2 separate regions of the Homo sapiens genome follow, and region 2 is linked to region 1. Evidence: chromatin contacts called from ENCODE Hi-C or POLR2A ChIA-PET data. All regions are on one chromosome and are shown on one strand. Each heading gives the region's core, a stretch centred on a gene start or an enhancer-like site at or near the end of the contact. The rest is flanking DNA. Distances are from core to core; before and after follow the strand shown. Region 1 overlaps UST (uronyl 2-sulfotransferase). Region 2 holds the start of TAB2 (TGF-beta activated kinase 1 (MAP3K7) binding protein 2).

Evidence for each region. Hi-C counts contacts between places; a loop is a spot of excess contacts on that map. ChIA-PET counts read pairs that join two places held with the same protein, here RNA polymerase II (POLR2A). Pooled maps may share reads with other maps.
Region 2: a loop to region 1 is called in a map with no recorded cell type, with 6 times the contacts of the local background. The contact joins the promoter of TAB2 here to the enhancer-like site in region 1. A Hi-C loop is called at or near these places in 9 of 37 single-sample maps with no recorded cell type and 8 of 50 pooled maps. POLR2A ChIA-PET finds 5 or more read pairs at or near these places in 1 of 52 experiments (activated T-cell).

Annotation. Positions count from the first base shown.
Region 1 is chr6:148,759,160-148,763,107 of GRCh38, reverse strand. All of the region lies in intron 1 of UST (uronyl 2-sulfotransferase), which reads right to left. LOC107986659 (a long non-coding RNA gene) reads left to right here. Exons shown (of 2, transcript XR_001744408.2): 1 at 1-2,276; 2 at 3,129-3,948. Among named protein-coding and RNA genes, the nearest start is that of UST, 14 kb to the right of the region's middle. RefSeq lists enhancers at 1,247-1,386, 1,640-2,390. Within about 2 kb of position 1,472, at least 32 of the 41 ENCODE cell types and tissues checked have a DNase peak (open chromatin) inside an H3K27ac peak, as active enhancers do.
Region 2 is chr6:149,315,709-149,319,904 of GRCh38, reverse strand. TAB2 (TGF-beta activated kinase 1 (MAP3K7) binding protein 2) reads right to left here and starts at 2,193. Exons shown (of 7, transcript NM_001292034.3): 1 at 1,890-2,193. RefSeq lists enhancers at 861-970, 1,131-1,310 and silencers at 1,401-2,300, 2,391-2,930, 2,981-3,050.

The DNA of each region.
Region 1 (3,948 bases), core at 223-2,722:
AAATTAGTACAACCTCTGTGGAAAACAGTATGGAGATTTCTCAAAGAACTAAAAATCGAACTACCATTCGACCCAGCAATCCCACTACTGGGTATCTACGGGAAGGAAAAGAATCATTCTATCAAATAAACACCTGCCCTTGTATGTTTATCATAGCACTATTCACAACAGCAAAGTCAGGGAATGAAACTAACTGTCCATCAACAGATGACTGGATAAAGAAAATGTGGTCTATATACAGATGTCTTTTGCAGCAACAGGAATGGAGCTGAAGACCATTGTCCTAAGTGAAGTAACTCAGAAACAAAAACTCAAATACCACACATTCTCACTTAGAAGTGAGAGCTAAACAATGGGTACACATGGACATACAGAGGGAAATAACAGACAATGGGGACTCTCAAAAGCAGGGAGGGAGAAAAGGCTTGATGATTGAAAAATTACCTTTTGTGTACAGTGTTCACTATTTGGGTAATGGGTACACTAGGAACCCAAACCTCACCATTATGCAATATACCCATGTAAAAAGCATGCACTTATACTCCCTGCATCTATTAAAAAAAAAAAAAAAAGATAGAAGCCTGCCCAGCAACCAAATTCAGCTCTAGCAGTTTCTCCTGACCACGCTAGGAAGCACCCCTGAAAACATGGCTAAACATACACTCTATGACAGAGTTTGGGTCAGAGACAGAGTGCCACCATGGTAACTGCATACATTTCAAGACCCTTGCATAAAAAGCACATGCCTCTCTTCAGCCACAAGGAATAGGAAAGAAAGACAAAGATGCTTGAATAAAGTATTCTCCAAATACATTTGAACAATTCATCATCTTATGAGACCCAAAATATTATCACTGATATCCTTTGCCCAGGTGAAAAGAGGAGACAAAAGCCAGAGGTTATGGATCTTAACAAATATTTCCTGTTCCCTCCCTTTAGTTTCTGGGAAAACTCTTTATCTCGCAGCACGAATGAAGAATATAACTACAAACATTTCAGGGTCTCTCAGGCCTTGGATCTCTGCTCTACAAGCAAACAAGAACAGCCTTTTGAGTTGGGAAATGCATGAGCAAAGAAAACAAGGTGGCCTCAATCCTGTTATCTGCCAAAACAAAATAAAGACACTGCGCCATTTGGTTTTTATATTTATGTGGTTTTCTGGAATCGTTTCTCCATTTTTACTTTTGTGTCCCATGCAGCTGTTAGAGAGCTGCTTCTATGGACTGTTGGGAGAGCACGCAACACATTTTCAAGAGTAACCCATGTTAACCCCGCACTGCTGAAGTTGGCTCCACACTCGGGGGTTATATCAACATTTCCTCCTTCAAGCAGATCTTCCACACAGGAACTCCTCCCTCCACCTGCTAAGAGGTGACCACACCACAATCCCCGGGCCAGGCTGGCAAGGCTGCAGGGGTGAGTGTGGCCAGGCCCAGGTTGCTCAGGTGCCCACCCTCCTTCCTCAGCCCTGCCGGGCATTCTCCACCAATCGGCACTTTCTGGTTTCTTCCCCACTGTGGTAAAAATAACTTCCTCTTGAAGTATCTAAATCTGTATGTGATTTTACACACTTTTTTTTTTTTTGGCACGTTGTCGGATGAATTCTGACACTAAAGCAGAATGAAATTGCAAGAGATCTGCAATCACATTTCTGTAAAGCTCTGACCAGATGAGTCAGTTCCACTGTTTTCTCAAAGACTGAGAAAATACTTTCAGGCAAGACACTGCATTCTAAGCACCACAGCAGTTCCTTCTCCCCTAAGCTTCTTAGGAACTTGGCAGTGTGGTAGATGGAGGGAGGCGGAGCAGAAGGCAGGGTGCTGTTTGTTGTGATCTGCCCATGGCTTACTGGCTGTGTTCTGAGCAGAGAGGGCGTCTCAGGGGACCCATCAACCCACATCGACGTGGCTCCCAGAACTTGGCCGCACGTGCTTGGAGGAGCTGAAGCAGGGTTCCAGCCAGCCCGCTGGGGGCCTTGAAGTAAGGCTCTGTTGCACTCCTGCTAACACCCTCAGAAAAGCGGTGGGAGGAGCAGTCATTCTCAAATACCACAGCTTCGAAGAGGATCCCTTCTGACAGTAACATACCACTGCACAAAGCAGGCTCACTGAGGGAACTGGAAAACTGTTCAGTTCTGTGGCTTTTACGGGCCATGTAGACAGAGGAAGGGGGCTAAGATGTGTAAGGGAATCAAAACCATTTCATTTCTCTTTGTGCTTACTGGCCAGCCGTGTCTCCTCTTCTGTGACTGCTCCTGTACTCTGCCCATTTATCTCGTGAGTTGGTTTATCTTTTTCTCATTGATAAACTGAACTTTTAAAGACCTGCATATTAGTTCTATTTCCTGGGGAGATGTTTGTGGTTTTTTTTTGTTTTGTTTTGTTTTGTTTTGTTTTGTTTTGCTATGGTTATGGGGTGTTACTGTTGAGCTTTCACTTTAATATAGTTTTTTTTTTCTTTGTGGTTTTTACTTTCTGTGTCTTCAAATGACTTCTGATGAGAAAGTACTGGTAAACAGACCTATTTGTCTGGACAAGATTTATGTGTGTAGCAGAGCAGGGTAGACATAATAGTCATTTTAGTATCTTCAATTATTTGAAGACTATAAAGTCCAATAGACAAGCCTATATAGCTTCCAGAAGAACAGCAAAAAATGGATGGAGGCTAGAAAGGAGTAGCTCACCACACTGTGAAGAACCCTCTTACCCACTGGAGCTGCCCACAGTGAAATGGGATGGTCAGTAGCAGGCAACCGGGAGGAGGCTGTGCAAATCCTCATCAACAACACAGCTTTCACCTATCACATAGTGAGACTCTAAACTCTGGAAACCCATGTCTTACTCTGCTTCTTCTCTCTTAGGACTTCCTGGGGACATTCTGCTTCCCCTAATTTCTAGAGCAAGTTCTGGCGGAGGTGGAGGAAACGCACTGCTGATTTTAATTTTAGAAAAAATTTAACTATGATTAAGACTCAGAAAATGACAACGATGGCCTAAAATGTTTTTGTGTATTCTACTTGCCTTGGTCACTTGACTTCTGCAATTTTTAAAATAAGTGTTTGGGTCCAAAGAAAATAGCCTTATATTTGTTTCAGTTGCTACAATTATATGACCTCTTGTCTCTTTCAGCACATGATTTGAAGAACAGCAGAGATCTTAGAACGATCTACTTCAGTGATTCTCAAGAGAAAAGAAACACTCTCCCCTGGGAGTGCACAGAAAAATTACCTCAGGGACTTTTTTTTTTTTTTTTTTTTTTTTGAGACAGAGTCTCGCTCTGTCGCCCAGGCTGGAGTACAGTGGTGCGATCTTGTCTCACTGCAAGCTCCACCTCCCGGGTTCACACCATTCTCCTGCCTCAGCCTCCCGAGTAGCTGGGGCTACAAGCGCCCACCACCATGCCCGGCTAATTTTTTGTATTTTTAGTACAGACGGGGTTTCACCGTGTTAGCCAGGACGGTCTCGATCTCCTCACCTTGTGATCCGTCCGCCTCGGCCTCCCAGGGAGCTGGGATTACAGGCGTGAACCACCGCGTACGCCGCATTCTTTTATTTTTTTATTTTTATTTATTTATTTATTTTGGGATGGAGTCTCGCTCTGTCGCCCGGGCTGGAGTGCAGTGGTGCGATCTCGGCTCACTGCAAGCTCCGCCTCCTGGGTTCATGACATTCTCCTGCCTCAGCCTCCCTAGTAGCTGGGACTACAGGCGCCCGCGACCACGCCCGGCTAATTTTTTTGTATTTTTTAGTAGAGACGGGGTTTCACCATGTTAGCCAGGATGGTCTCGATCTCCTGACCTCGTGATCCACCCACCTCGGCCTCCCAAAGTGCTGGGATTACAGGCGTGAGCTCAGGGACTTTTTTAAAAGGACTTCCAATGCCATGCCCTTTCTCCCTCTCCTGGCCACTGAGATGTATTCCCATAGGGACAGTCAAGACCCTATGGAA
Region 2 (4,196 bases), core at 944-3,443, 560 kb before region 1:
CCACTTCTTAATGAGTCACTAAAGCACACGTTCTACTATGAAATAGTTAACTAAAGGGGGTTCAATAGTAGCATTTCATCAGTGTCCTTAAGAGAATACTTTTAAACTCAGGAAAAGTAACTCGATGCACACAAAAGAAAAAAGAAATAATGGAGTATATTCAGGGGATAACTTATTCATCTATAATTGACGTATTCAACTTTCAGTTTGATTCTTGAAAGATTTAAAACTTAAGCACCCTCTATTAGAAACTGATTAGACCTATGGGGGAAAAACCCAAACAGAAGTTCTGAATCACTGGAATTTTTGTTCTATTTCCTGTTAACACATTGATAGTACATCATATTCGTTCCATACATGTTTTTTTAAAGCAGCAGAATCCTTAAACTAACTGTACCCTAATTTAGCCTATAGCTCATGTATCTAACAATTCTTCCCATTGTTTCTAATTAAAATGCTCAGCCAAAGCCTACAACAAAAGAAAAGCAAGTCTTCCTTTATTACAAACTGCCATGGTTTCAAAATTTACAGTTTCAAACCGTCAAAAGTTTAAAATCGTGATTTCATTGTTACAAAGAATGTAAAGATATTTTTTAAAAGGTGTCAATACTCTGCTACTGTATGAACAGTGTAGTAAGCAGAAGTGAAAAAACTGAAAGCAAATATTCTATTCCATGCCCACTAAAATTCCCGGCCAAATCTGGAATTGCATAATGATCATCATAACCTTTAGAGTATGCTAAAGCGGAAACGAAATTCCTTTTCTAAAATGTGAATCAATCTGACCCCAAAATTAGACACTTTACAAACTTACCTAAAACAGACAAAATGGATGCAAAATTATATTGCCGTACAGTTGCTCTGAATACGATCTTAGCGTTCAAGAACTTTCCAATGAATAAGGGTACTCAACAGCCTGCACTGGGGGCCTAAATTTCGTGAACTACGGAGAAACCCCTGTGAGGCTGCAAATTCCCTCCGCTCTCCTGGAAAACCCTCTTATCAGAAACATTTGAAGAATTTATCCACAACAATTAAGCTGACTTGAAGAATGGAAACCTAACATCTCAAATATACTATATATGGAATGAAACATGGCCAAACACATAAATACAAACTCACACGGTCTCTGACACTTTGGTGTACGACTGTGCCTGAACATCTCACAGCATCAGCAACAGAAAGATCCACCTGTCACCTGTTCAGCACCGCCAAGAGACCCTTGCAGCCTCCCTGACTCAACCACAATCGTAGGGTTTGAGGTTGATGGGACCGAAAACCAGAAACATCCAGTGAAATTTAAGGGGCCACATATTCATAGTAGGGCTTGCCCCCCACTTCAAAGACGGCTGCAGAAAACCAAGATCCGCAAAGGAACGATGTTCTCCCTCCCGCCCGACCCCCACATAACTGCCCCGTGTCTGTCCCCAAAACCCCCGCCCCTGAGTCATCTTTAACTAGACCTCGGCTCCCCAAAAGGAGATTTTTCCTCCCCCGCCCCCACCTCACACATGCCTGGGGGCGGGTCAGGGGCGCCGACGCAGGGAGGGGCCCTCCCGAGCCCCTTGCGCCCTCCCCCACCCGGGGCTCTCCTAGGCGCTCGATTCCAATGAAGCTCCCCCTCCCCCCCCGCACGGACGCCCCGGAGCCCAGGCCCGGCCCGATGCTCCCCACCCCCACCGGACTGGGGGACTCGGGGGGCCTCCCTCTCCGCCACGCCACTGGGGGAAGGAAAGAGGCGGAGGGAGGAAGAGTGCAAGTTAGAAGCGAACGCCCCGCACGGGCCTCGCGAGGCGGCAGAGCCCCTTCCAGACGGAGGGGGGTGCGGGGCGATGAGGGGAGAGCCAGGTTGGGGATCCCGCCGAGGCCCGGCAGCGCTGTCCGCTTACCCTTTGCCGCCGCCGCTTCCCCCTCCTCCTCCTCGGCCGCCGCCGCCGCCGCCTCTCCCACTAGGGCAGCCGTCTCCACCGTCGCCTCCGCCACCACGGCCGCCGCCAGCGCCGCCGCCGCCTCCGGTTCCACCCGGCAGGGGGGACACCTCAGCCCTCCCTCCCTCCCCGCTCAGCCCCCTCCGCTCGCCCGCCGCCGCCAACTCCCTCCGGCCGCCGCCGCCGCCACCGCTCCTGGCTGAGGGGGAGGGGAGGGGGTCGGGCTGGGTCGCCCCGCCGGCGGCTGCAGCAGATCAAAAACGACGGCTGGGCGGCGTCGCCGCTCCCCAATCCTCAGCTCCGGCTCGCTCGGCCTCCCCACCTCCCTCTGCCCCCACCCCCCTCGCGCTCGCCTGCCCTCCCCCCACCCCCCCAGCTCTCGCTCGCTCTCGCCGCGGCTCCGCCAGCCCAGTCCAAATCAAAATACTGTCACACAATATGGCGGCGCGGCGGCCGGCAAACACCGCGAGATCTGCAGCCGCGGCTGAGGCGGCGGCTGTGACGAGGCCTCCCCTAGCCGAACGGCGGGGGAGCAGCAGGCGGCGGCGGCGGCGGCGGCTGCGGCTGCGGCCCGGGGATGCTCTTCCTCCGACCTGTACCCCTCCCCCGACACTCGCAGTCTCTACGCCTGTCTTGCTAGGGCTGGAGGGAGGACGCGGGCCGCCGCTGGGGCCGTGCGAGGGGGGTGCCGGTGCGGGCAGCCCGGGGAGGGCTGGGACCCCCTTTCTCCGCCTGGGCCCCCCATCCTTGGGGGTAGGTTGCGGGTTCCACCTCCCGCCACGGGGGCCGCTAGCAGTTTGGGCTGAGGGAAGAAAGGAACTGAGCTCGCGTCCCAGCTGCACCTAGCGGAGGGGCTGGCCGGGTCCGGAAGTGGGTGGCGGGACTTGCCGGGCGGCCGGCGGCGCCGCGCGGGTGGGGTCCGGGGGCCCGGCCGGACCCCGGGGCGCTGCGGCGGCCGAGAGGAGCAGGTGGGCCCGCGGCGGAGGCTGGCGCCGGGTCGCTGCGGTCCGGGACACACCCCCTTGGAGCCGGATCGCACCGCCGGCTAACGGGAGGGACCCGTGCAGAATCGTCCCTAGGGTGTGCGGGAGACGTCTTGGGAGCCTCACAACTGGCAACTTCGAGACTTGGAAAAAGTGTCGGCTTCTGACTTTTCTTGAGCAGTTGAGGGGGAAAAAAGAAATCTAAATGCTGCGAGGGTTTCGTTGTTTCGATTTTATTTTAATTGCACGTTCCTAGAAGTCCTAGAAGCAGAGCCAAAGACTAGCTTTGCGGGAAGAGGGGGGGCCTTCAAGTTTCTACCTCCTTAAATAAATATTTGTTTAGTGTCCCCCTAGGGAAAAAAAAAGCGTGTTTAATACTCAGACGTTTCTCACAATGTGAAATATTTATTTAAAAATTCTAGCGCTTCCATGGTGTCCAAAACACTAGGGCATTTTTCTGCCCCTGTCCAAAATGTCCATATCCCTGGCAGTTTCTTCCTTGAAACAATTCTTACTCCAGAGAAAAATCCTAAAGGACCATTTTTATACTTTTATTTCCAGTGTGAGCACTGTAGCTACAGTGAGAATTTTTTTTAAACCATCTTTTAAATAGTAGAGCCTTCCTCACAGTTAAAAGTTCTTTCTCCCCACTTCCTTTTTCCTCATTCATCCTTTGAAAATACCTGAAGTCTGGGCTATAGCACCAATTCAAATACTTTGCCACTTCAAAAGCTGAAAGTACTTATGATTTACAATATCGGAATTTAATTATTCTCCATTGGTGATACCATTAAGAGAAGCAAAAGTAAAATTAGGATTTACAAAATTGGGAAGATTCTAGTTTTACTGGCGAGAAGAAATCATTAACTTTAACGCTTTACAGCAGTTCTCTGAGGAATTATTTCCATACTCAATGATAAAATAATTGATTAAATAATTTTAGATAAACTGAATCCATTAAGTAAATTTCACTTGTCTTTGAAACCATTATAAAGTACAGAGGCAACAATTGCTTTTGAAATGGTAGGATGATGTATTTTATGCAAATTTTTAAAAAAATTTATGGAATGTACATGTACGTATTTTAATAGAAATATAATGCTTTATAGATTATAGGTTTGAGCAGGTCAAGTCTAAAAACCAGTGGGGGGCAAAGAAGGTACATATAACAAATACATCCTTGCACCAGCAGTGCACTTAGAGCTATGTAGTCATGAGGAAGCATCAGACAAACCCAAGTAGAGGAAAATAAAATATAAAATAACTAGCCTGTATTTTTAAATCA